Regions from separate parts of the Mus musculus genome. Here all the other regions are linked to region 4. The links are chromatin loops, found by intact Hi-C in ENCODE. Cell type or tissue: left cerebral cortex. All regions are shown on one strand. Region 1 overlaps Exd1 (exonuclease 3'-5' domain containing 1). Region 2 overlaps Ino80 (INO80 complex subunit). Region 3 overlaps Ino80 (INO80 complex subunit). Region 4 overlaps Vps18 (VPS18 CORVET/HOPS core subunit).

Evidence for each region. Hi-C counts contacts between places; a loop is a spot of excess contacts. Peaks named below come from ENCODE experiments on the same cell type or tissue, not always from the same donor. Only the 100,000 strongest peaks of a DNase experiment are listed, where the experiment ranks them.
Region 1: a loop joins it to region 4, with 2.1 times the contacts of the local background. A loop is called at or near these places in 13 of 42 quality-filtered maps.
Region 2: it touches region 4 in a loop (4-fold over the local background); 19 of 42 quality-filtered maps call a loop at or near these places.
Region 3: it touches region 4 in a loop (5-fold over the local background); 24 of 42 quality-filtered maps call a loop at or near these places.

What each region holds. Positions count from the first base shown.
Region 1 is chr2:119,518,521-119,523,520 of GRCm38, reverse strand. It overlaps Exd1 (exonuclease 3'-5' domain containing 1), which reads left to right. Exons shown (of 13, transcript NM_172857.2): 13 at 2,796-4,117. The coding sequence ends at 3,455. Among named protein-coding and RNA genes, the nearest start is that of Gm33412, 13 kb to the right of the region's middle. In left cerebral cortex, a CTCF peak has its summit at 2,706 (motif pointing right); a DNase peak (open chromatin) is centred at 2,816.
Region 2 is chr2:119,434,882-119,439,881 of GRCm38, reverse strand. It overlaps Ino80 (INO80 complex subunit), which reads left to right. Exons shown (of 36, transcript NM_026574.4): 14 at 412-507. Among named protein-coding and RNA genes, the nearest start is that of Ino80, 40 kb to the left of the region's middle. In left cerebral cortex, CTCF peaks have their summits at 2,673 (motif pointing right) and 3,376; a DNase peak (open chromatin) is centred at 2,679.
Region 3 is chr2:119,408,322-119,413,321 of GRCm38, reverse strand. It overlaps Ino80 (INO80 complex subunit), which reads left to right. Exons shown (of 36, transcript NM_026574.4): 26 at 695-920. Among named protein-coding and RNA genes, the nearest start is that of Chac1, 60 kb to the right of the region's middle. In left cerebral cortex, no CTCF peak of the experiment used is centred here; no DNase peak of the experiment used is centred here; H3K27ac peaks cover 1,140 bases.
Region 4 is chr2:119,297,435-119,302,434 of GRCm38, reverse strand. Vps18 (VPS18 CORVET/HOPS core subunit) reads right to left here. Exons shown (of 5, transcript NM_172269.3): 5 at 3,982-5,000. The coding sequence ends at 4,816. Among named protein-coding and RNA genes, the nearest start is that of Vps18, 11 kb to the right of the region's middle. In left cerebral cortex, CTCF peaks have their summits at 2,131 (motif pointing left) and 3,936; DNase peaks (open chromatin) are centred at 1,214, 2,192 and 3,925; H3K4me3 peaks cover 258 bases; H3K27ac peaks cover 1,318 bases.

The sequences.
Region 1 (5,000 bases), 220 kb before region 4:
GGGTGCTGCTTTCTCCTGTGGGTGCATTCGCTGCCTCTTCCTCACCTTGAACACGGAGATACTCACCGTTTCCGGGAGCTCGCCTGTGTGGTTGTGTGTTTGCAGTTCTAGAGCCCAAGCACAAGACTCACACATTGTCAGCACTCTCTGCCAATAGACTACATGCACAGACCTTTCTAGATTTTTGTTTTAAGCAAAGGTCTGATGGAGATGTCTAGGATGGCCTTGATGTCTGTCCTCCCTCCCTCCTGAGCAGCTGGGATTACAGTCTTGTGATACCAGATTTGTCTGTGATACCCACTCTTCACAACAAAGCAGCTCTTGTGGGACAGCCTTGTGGTGAATCATTTTTCCTCCCAGCACAGACTGATATATCCCAAGTGTTCCTCAGACTTGCTGTGTAACTGAAGGTGACCTTGAGTTCCTGACCCTTCTGCCCTCACATGCCCAGTGCTGGGTTGCAGGCACGTGCCACCACGCCCTGTTGCTGTAATGGCACATATCTAACTCAGGGCTTCACTCATGCTAGGCAAGCATAATGCCAACTGAGCTACAGTCTATATCACTTTACCTTTTAAAAAATATTTGGCAGGGCAGTGGTGGCGCATGCCTTTAATCCCAGAACTTGGGAGGCAGACACAGGCGGATTTCTGAGTTCGAGGCCAGCCTGGTCTACAGAGTGAGTTCCAGGACAGCCAGGGCTACAGAGAAACCCTGTCTCGAAAAACAAACAAACAAAAACAAAACAAAACAAAAAAAATATGTGTGTGTGTGTGTGTGTGTGTGTGTGTATGTGTGTGTGTGTGTATATGTATATATATGTGTGTGTGAGCCACCATGAGCATGCTGGGAACCAAACCCTGGGCCTCCTGAAGAGTAGTTACTCCTGAAGAGTAACCTTTCTCAAGCTCCTTGTTTTGTTTTTGAGACAAAGCCTTATAGACCTGAGATTGACCCTGAACTTGCTATACATCTACAGATAATCTAAACTCATGAACCTCCTGCCTCCACCTCTCAACAGCATATACTACTATGCTGAACTTAATACTGCATGTGTGTGTGTGTGTGTGTCCAGAGCAGCTGTGTATCTGCATGTGTACCCGTGTGTGGAGTACTAGTCTGTGCTTGAGGTCATGGTGGGCAGACATCAACATATATTTTCTTTCACTGCTCTCCACTTTACTTTTTAAAAAATGACTTACAATTATGTACTTACTTATTCATTCATTCATTTGTTTTGCATGCATGTGTGGGTTTTCAGAGGTTGGTTTTCTCCTTCCACACTGTGGGTCCTGAGACGATCAGGCTTGGTAGCAAGCACATTTATGCACTGTGCTAGCTCATCAGCCCTCCTCAGATTATTTTTTTGAATTGGGTTCTCTCACTAACCCTGAAGTTCACCCATTCAGCTAGATGGTCTGGCCAGCGAGCCCCCAGGATCTTCCTCCAGCACATATCTGGCTTCTCTGTGGATGCTGGAGATCTAGGTATTCATACACACATAGCAAGCTCTTTAACCACTGAGCCATCTTCCCAGCCAATACCACTTCTTTACTTGAATATTTCTGTAATGAGGAAAGAAAGGTTCACTAAGGCTCAGTAAGGTGATGCTATACACATACAGCCCTTAGAGGTGCCAATATGGGACAATCTCCAAGACAGATTTTATATTAAAAATAATAAGATAGTAGAGCTTGGGATGTGCCTAATTGGAAGAGTTCTCACCTAGTATGTATAAAGTCCTGGGTTTGACCCCTACAACCACATAAACTAGGCATGGGGGCTCACACATGTAACCCCTGCACACAGGAAGGTCATCTGGTACTACGTGGTGAATTCTATGTCAGCCTGAGCTACATGAGTCCCTGTTTTAAAACAGCAAAAAATCTTCCCCCAAATATGTGAATATACTAAAGCAGCACACACCTGTATTTCTTTAGTCCTTAGGAAGCTGAGGCCAGGGCATGGTGAGGTCCAGATAAGCATGGGCTGCATAGTAAGTTCAGTATCACTGTGGCTCTGTGATGGGATCCTTCCCCCGACACCTGTAATCCCAGCTCTTGGGAGGCAGAGGCAGGAGGATTTCTGAGTTCCAGGCCAGCCTGGTCCACAGAGTGAGTTCCAGGACAGCCAGGGCTATACAGAAAAACCCTGTCTCGAAAAAACAAAAAATAAAATAAAATATAGAAATTCCTAGCCAGGCATGGTGGCACATGCCTTTAATCCCAGCACTTGGGAGGCAGAGGCAGGCGAATTTCTGAGTTCCAGGCCAGCCTGGTCCACAGAGTGAATTCTAGGACAACCAGGGCTACATAGAGAAACCCTGTCTAGTCGTAGACTTCTTGTCTGTCTAGTGGTAGACTACTTGTCTGCTTTGTACAGAGCCTAAGTGGGGTCGCAGTCACCACACATAGAATCATTTAGTACAGACAATCATTTACTAAGGTGCGGGCGTGCGCGCGCGCACACAGACACACACACACCAGCGCTCACATGTACGTGGGCTGTACCTGGATATTACTTTTCGGCTTTTCAGAGGGTGCACCGTCTAAGCCAAATGAAGCCAGACTGGGAAAGTCACATTTTCTATATTTACACATACACATATGTAAATATTTAATTTTCTTAAATACTTAAATTACTCAAAAACAGTACAATCAAAAAATTTAAATAGTAATTATATAGAAAACACTAGAGGGCACTACAGGAGCACATTTGAATAAATTCATTTGCCTATCCTTCTGAGGGATTTTAGGGATCATGCTCTGTAAACCTGAGTTTTTTTGCTTCCCTAGCCTGCGTGTATGGAGCTGCCAGCAGAGCTTCTTCAACTCCAGGACTTCCAGAAACAGCGCAGAGAGCGAGCTGTGAAGGAGTACAGAGTGAACGCACGGGGCCTCCTCATAAGGACTCCACTGCACCCAAAGGAGCCGACAGCTTGCACAGCAGGGAAAGAGGAGCGAGTCCAGGGTTTCTTATTTTATAAGACGGATGGTGGAGACCAAGTTCCACGCTTTTTATGTCCCAAATCTCATGAGGATGAGAAGTTTTTGGATAAAGAATCTAAACAAACCACAGCAAAGTCTCAGATTGTGCCTCCCAGGAAGGAAGGCGAAGCCCATAAGGACTCTAAGAACAAACCGGGGTGTTGGGAGTCAGCGGGGCCAGAAGACCCGAGAGCCCAGAAAGCCCACGCCCTGCCTCCCACGTGGGCATCTCAGTCCCAGTTTTCTTTGAAAGAGGAGATAGAGCAGTTGACAGTGGTGGGAAATAAGGGAGCTTTAACAAGCCCAAAAGAAGGCGCTTTGGTGTCGCCTTCTCTCCTTCAGGAAACCTGGGAGGCACCAACTGACACCTTCCATCTTCCTGAAAAAGCTGAGGTCTCTACACTTCCTCCCTGTCCAGCCCTGGAGAAGACAGACTCATGGATAAGTCCATCTTTAAATCTGTTTTAGGCCAACAGAGACCCTGTGAGTTTCTCATGGGGTCGGTTGGTTAGGTCTCAGCCACAGGCTTCTGGGCACATGGTGGCCTTAGCCACAGGCTTCTGGGCACATGGTGGCCTTAGGCTTAGTGCTGAAGCCTGCTGTCTGCATTAGGAGGGGCCTAAGAAGAGCAGTAATGGGTGAGGTCAAACATGCCATTCCATCAATGTATGAGGAAATCGTCTCTGTAGCTGACCCATCTTATCTTTAGCTCGGACTCAGTGTCTGGAAGAATCTGGTTCAGGGATGCTGTAGGGCCGCTCTTGTGGGTGGCAGAGAGCTGGGGCAGCTGCACAGACCCCCACTTAAGTCTGTAACATCACCAGAAAAGAAAAGGTGTAGGGTTTTATCTGTTTGGGTTTGTTTTGCCCTTAGATTGACGTAGATCTAAACACATCTTACTTCCCTACAGGTTAGAAATGTATTCTGTCAACTTCACAAGTACTGCTCTTCCTTAAGACCTTAAGTGAACTGTGAACTTTTGTGTTTTGTATCAGGGTTTGGGAACAGGTGATGTCACTGTAGAGGGTATTTGCTCAACTTTCTTTATATTGCATTAATCTTAAGAGAGCAGGGTGCTAGCTTCTCTGTTGTTATTTCCTTCTAGTAAATGTAAAATTTGAGTTCATTGGACTGACCTAGAGGTGTTACACTTCCTGAGAGAAAAAAAAAAAGCAACCTGAAATGAGGGCATTTGTGGGACGCTCACACGTCAATAAGCCTGCTTTGGCATCAGATCATCTCTTTTTCTCTTTCTCTCTCTCTCTCTCTCTCTCTCTCTCTTTCTCTCTCTCTCTCTCTCACTCTCTCTCTCTCTCTCTCTCTTTGGTTTTTCGAGACAGGGTTTCTCTGTATATCCCTGGCTGTCCTGGAACTCACTCTATAGATCAGGCTGGCCAGAAATCTGCCTGCCTCTGCCTCCCGAGTACTGGGATTAAAGGTGTGCGCCACCACGCCCGGCTCTTTTTCTCTTTTTTGAGTGAGTATAAAGATTTTAGGGTAATATCTGAACTTCTTCTTTTTTTTTTTAAAGAATTATTTACTTATTTTATGTATATGAATACACTGTAGCTGTCTTCAGACACACCAGAAAGGGGTGTTAGATCTCATTATGGGTGGTTGTGAGCCACCATATGGGAATTGGGATTTGAACTAATGAACTCTGGAAGAGCAGTCAGTGCTCTTAACCACTGAGCCATCTCTCCAGCCCATATCTGAACTTGTAGGTCTAGAGTCTTGTTTAGAAATCTGTATTCTGCCGGGCAGTGGTGGCACATGCCTTTAATCCCAGCACTTGGGAGGCAGAGGCAGGCGGATTTCTGAGTTCGAGGCCAGCCTGGTCTCGAAACAGAGAAACCCTGTTTCGAAAAAAACAGAAAAAAAAGAAAAGAAAAGAAAAATAAGAAATCTGTATTCTACCTAGATACAGTGATGCATATCTCTAAGGCCAGCACTCAGGAGGTTAGACAGAGATGGATGGGCATTTGAGGCCAACTTAGGCCTCAATCTCCAGTT
Region 2 (5,000 bases), 140 kb before region 4:
TATATGAGTACACCGTTGCTATCAGACACTAGAAGAGGCCATTGGATTCTATTACAGATGGTTGTGCGCCACCATGTGATTGCTGGGAATTGAACTCAGGACCTCTTGAAGAGCAATCAGTGCTCTTAACCATTGAGCCATTTCTCCAGCTCCATGTCATGCACATGTTATGAATGAAATTAAGACCCAAAAGTCACGAGTGTCACTGCTTAGTACTTTACCTCCTTAGTGTGTCATTTTTATACTAACATTGCTTTTCATTGAAAGATATGTGTAGACACTTGGGAGATAGGCACAGTTTCTCTTGTTACAGTAATATCTATTTTTAAACTTCTCTTGTCATGGGTTGATTATTTAGGATTAAATAACTTCAGTTTTCCTACAGCAGGCTAACCTCATTTTCTGTTGCAGAGAGAAAACATTTGGGGACCTTTCTTAATAATTTCACCTGCTTCTACACTTAATAATTGGCACCAGGAGTTTACAAGATTTGTTCCTAAATTTAAGGTAAAGATCCTCTTGTTCTTTAAGATAAGCTTTCTGACCCTTGTTTACTGCTGTCTAATTGTCTTAGACTTCTGTGCTGTAGTAAACACTGTAACCGAAAGCAGCACAGAAGACAGGGTTCATTTTAGTTCACAGCTTTATATTTCATCATCCTTTAAGGAATTCTGAGCAGGAGCTCAAGCAATCGGGAACCTGGAGGCAGGTATTGAAGCAGAGGCCTTAGAACTAGTGTGCTGCTTACTGGTTTGTTCTCATAGTTTGCTCAGCCTGCCTTTTTCATCAGTCATCTATGAAGGTGTGGCCCCGCCCGCTGCAGGATAGGACCTTCCACATCTATCACTTACAGACTTGCTTAGAGGCTAATCTTGGTTTTGTTTCTTTTTCTTTTTCTTTTTTTTTTTTTTTTTTTTTGCTTTTTTGTTTTGTTTTGTTTGTTTATTTGTTTGAGACAGGGTCTCTATATGCAACCTTGTCTATCTTGAAACTCTCTATATAGACCAGGCTGGCCTTGAACTCCTAGAGATCCATTGGTCCCTACCTCCAGAGTGCTGTGAATAAAGTCCTGTGTTACCACACCTGGTATACAGGCCAATATTATGGAGGCATTTTCTCATTTTGGTTCCCTCTCTCTGTCTCCTGATTGCTGGGATGAAGGATGTGCACCCCACTCTTCTACTTTTTATTTTCAATGTGCATAGTTATGTGTGGGTAGTTGGATCTTCTAGAACTGGAGTTACAGGTGCTTGGGAACTGCCTGATACAGGTGCTGGGGACCAAACTCAGGTGCTTGAGGAGAGCAGTGGGTACTCTGAACTGCTAAGCCATCTCTTCAGCCTCCATATGTTTGTTTTCCTTGATACAGTCTTATGTGTTATATGCTGTCCTCAGACTTGTTATGTAGCCAGTGTTTCTAAGTATATATGCCACCACACAAGGTTTATGTGGCTTTAGGAATCACAGAGCTTCATGCAGGCTAGACTGTCACTGTACAAAGTGAACTACCTATCAAGTCCCTTATATCTGTATTTGCTTCATTTGTTTTCTTCTGTTTTAGAGACAGAACTATACTCTACCTCCAGTACTCCAGGAGCCTATCTTAGAATCCACTATGTTGTCCAGGCTGGCTCTGAACTTGTGATAGGTAGTCAGCCTGCTTCTGTTTCTAACTGATGGGATTCTAGGTGAAACATGACGTCTAGCTGTTTGTTTGTTTTGCTTTGTTTGTTGATAAATAGTCTGGTGTACCTGGGCTGGCTTTGAACTTGTCGAGTGACTGGGAATGACTTTGACCTCCTGATCTTCTTGCCTCAACCTGCCAAGTGCTGGAAGTGAGAGTCGTCATTCCCAGCTGCCTTATATTTCTTTCTTAGAAAAATTACTTATGAGAGTAATAAGAGAGCCAATACGTATATCTTTATACTATGTAAGTGAGAAATTCAAAGTCCAATTTAAGTTAATTATGGCATTTTCCATATCAATTGATGGTCATGGTGAAATGATAGAAATATCTATCTTGTTTCAAAGTATATTTTTCCAAATTTTACATTGTATTTTAGTCTATTCATATTAATTCATTTTTCTTAATACTCTAAAGGTAGTCTTGGTCCTGCTTATAATGGCTAACACATATAATGTAAAAATTGATTTAACTAATTCAGAGAGGAAAAAATAAGATTGACTGGGCTAGAGATTTTGTTCAATTGATAGACTCCTTGGTTGCTATAAATGAAACCACAAATTTGATCCCTAACACCTAACACTTCATAAAACTGGCTTGTTTCCTGGCACAAGGAAGGTGGAAGCAGAAGGACCTGAAGCTGGGGACACTCAGCTATATAGTAGGTCCCAGGCCAGCATGAAGCCCTGCCTCAAAAAATCAAGAAGTGTGTTGTATCGACTTGAGTATGATGTAGACACAAGGTAAATAGGTTTTGTGCTGGACATGTTGGCCCATACCTATACTGTTGTTACATGTGAGGCCGACTTATTTTCAGTTCTCTAAGGATGTAAGATTTATTCCATTTATGGGCATATGAAAAATGAAAATAATATTTTGGTTTTTCTTCTTTTCAAATAATGGCTAGATATATGTTGAATACAATGTCAAAAAAATAGTTCTTAATTTCTATACTGCCACTGAAGGTTTGTGCTGCTCCTCCACTGGCCAATAGATGGCAGCATGGTATTACTTTAAGGCAACAGTTGTCAGTCTGTGACAACCAATCCTTTTACAGGGTTCACACCTATATCCTGCACATCAGATATTTACATTATGATTCATAACACCAGAAAAATATATTATGAAGTAGCAGTGAAAATACAAGTATGTTTGGTGGTCACCACAGCGTGAAGAACTATATTGAAGAGTTGTAGCATTAGGGAGGCTGAGAACTACTGCTTTAAGTCTCCCTTCATATCTCTCCTTTATTAGTGCTTAGAGCTGAACGTTCATGTGCATATTCAGTGTCCATCTTGTATATTTGTTTATTGAATTTCATTTTAATACTAGCATAGTGAATATAAAATAGAATCTGGACCTAATTATAAGTGTCCCCTCTTGAGTTTTCTATTTTACTTATTTTATATTATAAAATACTCACACCATAAAAATTTATTATTTTCTCAAGAGAGTGATATATGCCTTTTATCTTTTTTTTTTTTTTAAATAACACTATTCGCCACCAAAGGGCTAAGACAATACTGTTTGTTTTTTGTTTTTTTTTAAGTAGCTGTCCTCAGATACTCCAGAAGAGGGCATCAGATTTCGTTACTGATGGTTGTGAGCCACCATGTGGTTGCTGGGATTTGAACTCGGGACCTTCGGAAGAGCAGGTGGTACTCTTAACCACTGAGCCATCTCACCAGCCCTGTTTGTTTTTTGTTTTTTTAAAGATTTATTTATTTATTTTATGTATATGAGTACATGTACAGCTGGTTGTGAGCCTTCATATGGTTGTTGGGAATTGAATTTTTTTTTAAAGATTTATTTATTTATTACATGTAAGTACACTGTAGCTGTCTTCAGACACTCCAGAAGAAGGAGTCAGATCTCATTACAGATGGTTGTGAGCCACCATGTGGTTGATCTTCGGAAGAGCAGTCGGGTGCTCTTACCCGCTGAGCCATCTCACCAGCCCCGGGAATTGAATTTTTAGGACCTCTGCTTGCTCCGTTGCTCTGGTTGCCCCACTTACTCAGGTCAACTCTGCTTGCTCAGTCCCAAAGATTTATTCATTAAGTATACTGTAGCTGTTTTCAGATGCATCAGAAGAGGGCATCAGATCTCATTACAGGTAGTTGTGAGCCACCATGTGGTTGCTGGGATTTGAACTCAGGACCTTCGGAAGAGCAGTCAGTGCTCTTACCTGCTGAGCCATCTCGCCAGCCCCTATACCTGTTATCTTAATACTCAAGAGGATGAGGCAGAGGATTATAAGTTCAAGGCCACCCTAATCTATGTAGTAAATTTCCTGGCCAACCAGGACTACTTAGCAAAACTATCTCAAAAAGTCAGACAAGCCAAAAAATACCAGGGTAGGCAGGCTAGACCAAGTAGTGGAGGCAGAGCCACCAAACCTAGAGATTTGAATTCAGGCCCTAGCACTCAGATGACAGAGAGAGCTGAATTCTGCGTGCTGTCCTTTGACTTGTGCCCTGTGCTGTGGCACACATGGATATATGCACATTCACAGACATATAAAATAAGTGTAATAAAAACCCCTGCTCTTATAAAGATTTAAAAGTGCGGTTCAGTAGCTTTAAGTATGTAAGTGTTTACGGCTGTCACTGCTCTCATCCCTATTGTCTTTGCCCTACCCTTAAACCTATGTTCATTAAACAGTAATTTCTTATTTCCTTTTGCCTCTAGCCTCTGGAAAACACAAATCTTTATTTGCCAAATACTTCCTGTGACTGGAAACCATGCAGTATACAGCCTTACATGCTGGGCTTCTTTCATTCAGCATAAAAAGTCCAGGCTCATCCTCACTGTAACATGAATGCTTCATTTTCTTTTGTCTATAGCTAAAAATTCTCTGTATATTTCATTTTGGTTCTTGCTCATCTTTTGATGGATTTTAGGGTGTTTTTCACCTTTTGGTGCCCTCAGGCACAGAGTTATAAACATTCATGTACATTTTTGTTTGAATTACATGTCTTGTTTTCATTACTATAGGACATATGTCCAAATTGATTTACTGGGTCATACTATATTTCTGGCTATTTAGAAACCTGTTTATGTGGTCTGTAAACTAAGATTAGATTGCACAGTTTTAAATTACCAATTAAAACATACCTCATAATACACAACATGGAATTCAAATATGTATCTTTTAGATATGTATCTATACCCACTATTTTATAATCAGACCGTTTTGTTGATAGATCATTAATAATCATTAATGATGATTTTTAGACAACATGGACTGCAGAGCTTAGAGTTTACAAAGGATTTGCTGACCCCAGCACAGTCAATTCATTTTTTTATTGCCATT
Region 3 (5,000 bases), 110 kb before region 4:
GTTTGCTTCCTTCTATCCCCTGTGTTCCTTTTTCCTTTTCCAGCATGGCTTGAAAGAGGGTTTCCCTTTTTTTCCTTTAGGTTTATCCATGCGAAGTATTCAGAAACAAAGAAGTTTTGCCATGAAAGCATTAAAGATAGCTTAAGGTGTGTCAGACAAACACTGTAGTCCTTTCTGACTGCTGTCTGTCTCAGGCTTCCTTTCTGACATCACTGTCATAAGTGGCCATAGCACTTGTAATAAGTGGGTGGTAAATGTATATTGAGAGTAGATATCCAGACTAGAATCTTACTTTATCTACATGCACCTTTTTATATCTTTTGATTGCAGGTTCATGTGATTAGCGATTACCAGTTTGCCCAGAGAAGCTCTCAAATTGAGTTAGTCTTTGCCTTCATCTTACTATGCTAGAGGATGAAATATAAAGCCACCAGTCTGAGGTTATTCACATTGATCTGATTTCAGAGTTGTGGGCCTAGGGATAGAGCTCAGCATTCACAAGCCTGAAACTTGCTATAACCCCCACTGGGTAGGTGAAAGGACTACTCAGGTGGCTTCTTGAGAATTTGGAGGCCAGCCTGAGCTATATGAGATCCTATCTCAGAAGGAAAAAAAGTTGATTTCCCTCAAAGGCTTGATGTGTGTGACAAATGGCAGAAGAGCCATTTTATTGTCTGCGAATTTTACCCTGCAGGTCACCGCAGTGCCGTTGGATTCTTACTGTAATGACAGAAGTGCAGAGTATGAGAGAGGAGTTCTGAAGGAAGGAGGGAGTCTGGCTGCCAAGCAGTGTTTGTTGAATGGGGCTCCTGAGCTGGCTACGGATTGGCTGAGTCGCAGATCCCAGTTCTTCCCAGAGCCAGCTGGAGGGCTGCTGAGCATTAGACCCCAGAACGGCTGGTCTTTCATCAGAATTCCAGGTGAGTTTTCTGCTCTTTGGAGCATGTTTCCAGCTTTGACAAGAGGAGAAAGGGGGAGAAAGCCCATGTGATAGTTTTTGTTGTTTGGTATTTGGAGTTCCTGAGGTTTCTAACTCTCCTAACCTGTAACTTATAGGTAAAAATATGAGTACTTTGTGTCTTGAGTGGAAAGATGATGATTGAAATGTTTCTAGATTTGTTCGTGAGTACTCTCCTTTGATAAGAAGAGTGTAATGTCACTTTTTTAAATGGGAGAAGGTTGGGGTGCTCATGGGTAGAGTGCTTATCTAGTATGCACAAGGCCCTCACCAGATGACCCCCCACACACACACACCCCAAAACCCCACAAAGTTTAGGAAAGACTTCAGGTCGAATGAGTGCAGTTGTTTTGTGCCATTGCCAGTGGAATGAATGAGAATGTCGTCACTCCCACAGAGCCTAGTTAAGTAGCATAAACAGTGTCCTGCACAAGGTCTAGAGATCTAAATGATAGCAAGAGGAAAAACAGTGTGTTTTGTGCCAAAACACTAGCAGATTCCCAGACCCCCTTGGGTCAAGGTCCAGGATGGAAAGGAAACTAGGTTTTCATCTTTGCTTTAGTGAGACTGCACTAAGGAAGTTGAACCAGAGGCTTCACAGACTGATGCAGTTTACACCTGCTGGCAGCCTGCAGCCTGCAGTGTTGGCTTGGTTGTCCAAATTCTCTGCTGTCCTGATTGTATTATTACTGAAATTTAATGGATGCATACTAGGGACTATACTCTCAAAAGGGAGCGTCTAGTATAAGTGACAGCTGGATTCCAATGTGGAGGACCTGTTTGTCTTTGTTTCTTGTGAAGGCTTTATCATCCTGTTTGTAGCCTTTGGAGTGCTTTAACTGAAAGCTGTCTGTTTGGGAACCTACATTGCATATGGCCTTGGAAGTGACTTTAGAATACATGAAAGCCGTGGGTAAAAGTGATTGGAAGTTAGGGAAAGCCCAAGCATAAAGCAGGACAGAGCAGACACTGCCGACATGGAGGGAGAATGAAGAATAGGTACCAAAAGAAGCAAGATGCACTGCATTTCTTCTTCCTTCATTCTGGCTCTTTGGTTCCCAGTATAGTAGTAGAAGGCCTATTGCTGGCGCTGTGGGAAATCTCTTGTGGCTTTTCCTGTTCTTTGAAAGAAAAATGGACCTTGTTTAAATAGCAGGAAGTGTCTGAGTTCTTTTCGCATCGATAAAAAGCACCAGCCTCACTGGCTGTTTACTGTGAGAACCAACAAGCTCCTCACCGACCCCATTGTACTCTGTGGGCTAGCTGGGGTGGGGTGGGGGCAGGGAGGGTATCATTTGAACCTGTGTTTTATCTCTTCTATACTTTTACATTTTTTGGTTCCCTGGGAAAAGTGGAGTCTTTTGCATTCTTTGAAAGACTGAACAAAATTTCATGGGTTTCATGCTTTGATTGCTTCTGCAGGTTTCAGCCCTTCAGAGGGGTTCTTTCCTTGGAAAAGAGAGACATTTAATCTTCTGTCTTGTGACTTAAAGCTGTAGACAGTAAGAACCTATTTTTAAATGTAATACCATAGGATTGCAGGAAAGATTGTGAGAGAATGGATAGTTCTGATTTGAGGTCTAATTTTAAAGAAAGGGCTGAGGCTGGGTTTGGCTGGACAGAATCTGCTTGATTTCTTGGTAATTATGCTTCTGGTGTTTACCCTGCTTTGCCACAAGTAGTGCTTTTGTACAGCACACCTGGGTAGCTCTTAAAAATTGAGTGATGTATGCCGGGCGCCAAAGATACCAGTGTGGACAGTAAAAGAAAGGTCTTGTTTTCCTGCATATCTCACTAAAGACAAATGCTGGATATTGGTTTGTTTTGTATAGCACATTCACTGGTTAACTCAGATATTTTTGGTTCTTTAAGTGTTTCAATCTCTTGGTTCAAGTCTGTTTCTTTGGGACCTTTTCTTTTAAAACAGTCCCAAAAGGTCCAAATTAGTCTAAGGATGTAGCTCACTGTATAGCACTCACCTTGTATGCATGAAGCCTGTGTTTGACCCCTAGCACCACAAAAAGCAAAACCAACCCAGATTTTAGTCCATCTGTGTTCACCTCCCTCAGTCACAAGCAGGCAACACTTGCTATTTCTGTTATGTTTGAGTTCATCTTTGTGTGCATGTGCACTTGTGTGTATGTGTGCATGTGTGTCTTTACCTCTTCACCTTTCTTTTTTTAAATATTTATTTATTTTATGTATATTAGTACACACTGAAGCTGTACAGATAGTTGTGAGCCTTCTTATGGTTGTTGGGAATTGAATTTTTAGGACCTCTGCTCGCTCCAGTCAACCCTGCTTGCTCAGTCCCTGCTCGCTCCAGCCCAAGGATTTATTTATTATACACTGTAGCTGTCTTCAGACACACCAGAAGACGGCATCAGATCTCATTATGGGTGGTTGTGAGCCACCATGTGGTTGCTGGGAATTGAACTCAGGACCTTAGGAAGAGCAGTCAGTGCTCTTACCTGCTGAACCATCTCTCCAGCCCCCTCTTCACCTTTCTAATACTAGTTTATCCTAGTTACCAAACTAGGTAAAGAAACTCTGGGAGGCAGGAAGTGTGAAGACTGTTTAATCATAGTTTTGAAGTCAGTAAAGGGGATGGAGAAGTAGGCTGCCAACTTATGAGAATTTGCTGTTCCTACAGAGGATCCAGGTTTAGTTCCCAGCACCCATATTGTGGCTTACAAAAGTCCAAATCACCAGTTCCAGAATTTGCAGTGCCCTCCTCTGACCTCCATGAGTACCATGCACATATGCAATATACATACACACATGTAGGCAAATATTCATACTGTCTGAGGGTTAGTATTGCTGTGATGAAACACCATGACCAAGCAACCTAGGAAGACAAGGTTTGTTGGTTTATGCTTCCACATTGCTGTTCATCAGTGGAGGAACCTAGAGGGCATAGAGGAGTGCTGCTTGCTGGCTTGCTCATAATAGTTTACTTAGGCTGCTTTCTTATAAAACCCAGGACCACCAGCCCAGGGGTGTCACTATGCACAATAGGCTGGACCCTTTCCCATCAATCATTAATTAGGAAAATGCATTACAGCTGGATTTTATGGAGGCATTTTTCTCAACTTGAGGTTCTCTGATTTCTGATAACTATTTTTTTAAAAGATTTATTTGTTATTATACATAAGTACACTGTAGCTGCCTTTAGATGCACCAGAAGAGGGCGTCAGATCTTGTTACGGATGGTTGTGAGCCACCATGTGGTTGCTGGGAATTGAACTCAGGACCTTTGGAAGAGCAGTCAGTGCTCTTAACCACTGAGCCATCTCTCCAGCCCTTCTGATAACTCTTATCTTGTGCCAAGTTGACATAAGACTAGCCAGCACACATACACATAAAATAAATAAATCTTTTATTACAAAGTAACTTGATGCCTCTCAGATTCTAGACACCATACAGATTTGTGTGTGCTCTACTGTTTGTTCTGAAGGGGTGTGTCTGAATGGAGAGAGGACATAAGCACTATAAAAATGTGGAGAGCTTTTTTGCCCACTCCCTTTCAAAAAATGTATGGCTTTAAAAAAGGGAAAACAAAAAGATGACTGGGTCTGTCAGAAAGAGTAAAAGCTATCAAAATCAAGAGAAGCCATAGAGAAGGAACTGTGAGGAGAAGGGAGCTTTGTGAGTTGTTTTGAAAGCATGGCTGCCTGATGAGACTAGGAATTTCCACTTGCCTCCTCGTCTGGTGCCAGGGAGAGAGCTCAGCACTCACTCCAGCCCCGCTGCAGTCATTTGATTGTGCTGGTCAGGAGACAGCAAAGAGAAGAACATTTCAGTAATCTAAACAGGAGCAAACAAAGAGGCTGAACAAAGGTGTGGACCACAGCGGCCGGGAGGGCAGGGCAGTGTGTCCTGGCAGTATTCCGAAGGTGGGAAAAGGCGGGCTGCAGTGCAGAGGAGTAAACATCCAGGACCCATAGCTTTGTAGCAAAAACAGAGCAGCTGGTGATTTGTTATGGTGCTGTCAGCACATCCGTTCTTACTCGGTGTAGACAATAATTGTGTACTTGGCAAA
Region 4 (5,000 bases):
AGGGGAAAGGTTTCTACCTATTCTTTCTGGATCACCTCCCTAGCCCTCAGCTCAAGCCTCCTTGGCTGCTGATGGAAGCCGAGTATGAGGGTCAGTGGATAAAAGTGCTGGGTACCAAATCTGACAACCTGGGTTTGATCCCCGGGAACACATGGTGGAAGAAGAGAACAGAAACCCTTTGAGGGTGAGTTTCCACATCACTAGCTAAGGTTCCAGGGCTCTGGCCGCTTCTGAGAGGCAGGAGCAGGATGAGTTCTGAGTTGGGGATATGATGAGAGATGTGGGGTAGACCTTAGAGTTTTAACTCCTATGGAGAAGTGAGGGGGAAAACAGCCTACAATGTGAAATTAGCCCATGGTAGGGAGTTAGGAGCAAGAGGGAGATGCAGAGACAATGTGGCACCTGCTATGTGTCTGGGAAGCACATTTGGCCACAGCAGCCTGGGAACCAGGAACAGTACCCACTGTCCTGAGAGCCAAATCAGGACCTTTTCCCTTTTCCTGCCTTGGCTTGGTCTCAGTGGGCATCAGTTGCTGGCCACCAACCTGGGGTCGTTTAACATTCTGTGATTTCTGGGAATGGGTACTGGCTGCTTGCCTCAAGGATCACTTCAAGGCAAGAACTGAGCAAAGGCTACGCTATTCAGGGAGAGGAAGCCACCAGCCATGAGGCATCTCTTCCATCAAAGGCTGCCCCCTCCATCAGTCAGTTTTCCCATTTGAAATCTGGGCAGGAAAATGTTGACCCTTTCCTGGCGGCTCACACCTCCTCCTCTCCACGCGCAGGTGTAGGAGGAAGCAGAGGGCAGGAGATGCCCACCATGCTCCAGAGCTACTCACTGGCATCCTCCTATCCCACAGCCCCTCTAGGGCCTGCTTCCGAAGGCTGTTTATCCTCAACCTGCTGTGGGGACAGTCTTGCTCCCAATGAGAAAAGCTGCCAGCAGGGTCTTTTGTGGTTCTGCTCCCGTGTGGTACTGCCTAGGGGCCCCACCATGGGGGCAACAGATGGACCTATGGTCTCTACAGAACAATGGTGGGGGAGGGGCCTTGGCATCGCCTGCCCCAAACAGGAAGCTTTGACTGAGCTTCAAAGGACTGGCAGGGCCAAGGGGCTGAGTTGGTGGAGCCCTGTGCCAGGATTGGAGGCTGTACAATTGCTTGCTGCCCTCCAGCCTTGAGGTAACCAGCCCAGCAGCATGGGTAAGATACAGTGGCCAAGGCAGCCAGGGTTTGGGCAAAGGGTGGCTTGCACTGGCAGGACACCAGTCTCTGGCCTGACAACAGGTTGGAGGGCAGGGGCTTGGAGGCTGGGCTTTGCCCTAGTTCAGGTGCCCCTTGCCAATCGAGATTTCAGGTTCTATACACAGCCACAGTGTTCCCCCCTCCAACAAACAACCATGAGGGGAGGGCTGGCACCGGGCCTGCTGCCCACTCCCTCCCTGCCTCCTGCTCCCAGCTGCTCTGCTCAGAGCCTTTTCCTCTCCACTTCCTGTTCACACAGGGGGGGGCGGGAAGTGGAGGGAGGAAGCTAGGGGGTGGTGTGGAGAGGGGGGCCATTGAATAAAAGGAATTAACCGTTTCCCTCCTCTGACCTCTGGGAATTTCCGCCTGTGAAAGTGTCTCGAAGAATCAGTAGTGCTGGAGGAGAGGAGAGGTGTGCCCCCTCTTGCCCCCTCCCCCCACCCAGTGGTGGTGGGGCCAGATAAGTCCCTCTGGGCCCCTAATCTTTTGTTTCCCTGGCGCCAGAGGATGGGGGAGCAGCGCCAAGGGCAGCCAGGAGCTTGGTGGCTTCTGAGCCCCCTCCCAACCAACAGAGTTGGTGCCAGGCTCTGGCCTGAGACCTGAGCCTTAGAGAGGAGGGGCAGGAACCAGAGAATTGGTATCCACGGAGAAATAAGCTCACACCCAGGCTGAGCCCTGCTCCTTTAGTGTCTGGGCTGGTGCCCTTGGCCAGTACACTTTGGGGACAGTAGGGAGGGCAGCTCGGGTGGGAGGGTGGGGGTGGCTTTAGGGCTCTGGCTGGGCACACCCTCCGTTGGCCACACCCCTTAGAAGCGCTGCTTGAGAGCAGTTCTGTGTGGACGCCAGTCCACAGCGCCCCCTAGTGCCTAAGGACAACTGACAACTGGTGAGGCGGCCCCTAGGGCCCTGTCAAGGGCGGGCCTCAGGAAGCACCTGCTCCCCAGGACCAGCGGCCGCCCTCGATCTCCCCCAGGTGGCTTCCTTGTTTACAGGCCTCCTGCCCTGGTCTCAGCGTCACTGCCTGTGGCCACTCCTCCTATTTCCAGTGACCTCCTATTTCCAGGCTCCAGAGGCAGCTCATTCATCTTGGCCCCTGCCTACACAACTGTTCCCTCCCCCTCCTTCTTTGGCCCCTCCCCAGGCTTAGGGCCAGAGCCCCAAGGGCCTTCTCTCTGCTCTCTATTCCAAGTTTTGCTTGGTTTCCAGGGATCTAAGAGCTGTGGCTTCCCGTTGCCCTGACTCACCGGAACCCCATTCTATCAGTGCCAGGGAAGGCTGGGGCCTTTTCCCAGGAAAGAGGAAGCAGCCTAAGACCAGATGGGCTGTTTAGTATAAGACAGAAGGGGCAGGGGCGTCCCAGGCCGCTTGAGCAAAACCCTCCGGGAGAAGGGAGCAATAGGGCAGTGTTTGTTTAACTAACATGTATTAGGCCCCATTATGTACGAAGACAGCAGTTCCAAGCTGTTTTATCTAAACCACAAGCAAGCAATCAGTTTGGTGGGAGACCAAGGCTTTCTACTTAAAACCACGTTGACCACGGTGCTCCTATTATCTATAAGTGTGAAGGGGTCTGGAGCCACATGGAGAAGAAATTTCTCCCAAATCTTCCTTGAGAGAATAGGATTAGGATACCTACTAGACAGAGGGTGCCTCCCCGCACCTGCTATCCTTGCATCTAGAAGACAGGATCTTTGTGAGTCATTGTGTAGGTAGCTTAGCCCTCTGGGCTGGCAGAGACCATGGGAGACCTTACTGCTCTAGGGGGCCAGATACAGTTAGAACCAGAGACAATTCTGACACAGGATTACATTGGAGGAGAAAAGGGTCATTTTATAAGCTAGGTCAGCTGGCCGCCTGCTTAGGGACAGGAACACTCACTCACGTTCTTACATCCTGGGCCAGCTGATTAATTCATATCAATCCAGTCAGACAATGCACTGTGAACACCTGTCCAGAGGGCAAAGGCTGTCCCTGAAAGACCTGACTCCAGGATGTCCCAGGATGTAGCTTCTGGTCCCAACTAAAACTAAGAAAGTGTTGTCTCGGGGTGAGGACAGGCAAAGTCACAGGAGCAAGGTAAGGAGAAAACAGGTCAAGTGCCACAGAGCTCCACAGTGCCTACAGCAAAGCCAGGCCCAGCCTGGCAGGGGATCCAGTCTTTCGGAAGGGCAAGCAAAATCCAGAATGTGTGAGAGCCACTGGAGAGAATGAGGGACTTACAGCTATAAATGAGAGTCAGGCCACACCTCCTCAAGGCCCAGGGAAGACTACAGAAGTGGCAGGAAGAGCAGAAGGAAAGGTGGTGGTTGGCAGCCTACATTCCAGGCACTGGAACTCAGCATGTATGCTCCCCTCACACAATACAGATGTAATAGAGGAAGTGAGGAAGACTAGCGAGGAAGAGGAGGAGGAGGAAGAGGCAGAGGGGGAGGAGAACTAGTGGGAGACATGGAAAGTAGGTGAGTGTGACTCAAGGCACCCCTGTTATATGTAACATACGCTCATAAAAAACACTTGGAGAAAGAATTAAGGGCCTAGAACCTGACCAGGCATCAGGCACTTCTAGAAAATTCTTGCAACCACTAGGAAGGAAATGGCCGAAGAAGCATTAGTAAGACCTAGTTAGTGTTGGAGAATTTGTGCCCCAAGGTGCCAAAACTGGATGAATTCCGTGAGCAGCAGCGCCACCTGCCAGCCAGAGGTGAGATTAGCTCCAGGATTTAGGAAGAGGGACTGTAATCTCTAAACATTTATAGTCAGAGAAGGAAACAAGCAAAACCTGCCTCACCCCCAGTGAAGGACCTACGCCAAGGCTCAAAGGCTTGCAGGACTCTGGACTTCTTCTTTTTATTTTTATTTTTTTAATTTAATTTAATTTTTTCTAGCCTTTGCTGGCCTAGAACTTATTATGTCGACTAGGCTGGCCGTGACCTGACCTGTTCTATTCCACACTTGGTGCAGGCAGCCTTCTTGTGGCATTCCATCCTTTCTTGGGATCATATCCTGTTAGCTTCAGCATCAACACAAAGCCATCAAGTCCAGGGCCACCATTGTAGCGTGATTTAATACTCTCCCTATTTCCCCTTGTCCCAGGTGTGCCCTCAGCCTCAGGGCACCCGACACTGGAGCCCCAGGTCACATTAGCATCTCCACATGCCCACTCTCCCCACAAGTGCCTAGGGTCTGCCTGCTTGCTCCTGGGTCACCTAGTTGAGGCAGAAGAGGGCGAGCTGGAGGTCCAGAGGCTGTGGAAGGACGGAGGAAGGAAGGACAGCGGGCCACTCAGTCCAGGTGAACATGCTGACGAGAACAGAGGAACTGTTAGATGTAGTGGTTAAAAGGATCACGGCTGATCTCACCAGCTCGGGCTGCCTGGGACGGGCAGCTCTAAGACAGGTCTGAAGCACAGCTCGGCGTTCGCACCTGAAAACCTCCCGGCTGAAGCTTGGCTGCAACCCCCTCACAATCGCAGACCCGGCAAGCTCAAGGACCGAACACCAACCAGGGCCTGGCTTTCGCAGGAGGGTCTGGCAGCTGGATCCATGTCTGTCCACCCACGCGGGGGAACTTCCTATAGCCAGCTGAGGTGCTCCTCCTCATAGCGCTGCGGATCAATGAAGGGCCGGTCGATAGACCGAATCATCAGCTCCCCACAGTACACACACTCAGCAGCCACCAGCTCATCCAGGTCAGCCTTGAGCTGCTCCCGACTGGGCCCCACCGCTGCAGCCCCAGCTTCTGCCTCCTTGGCCTTCA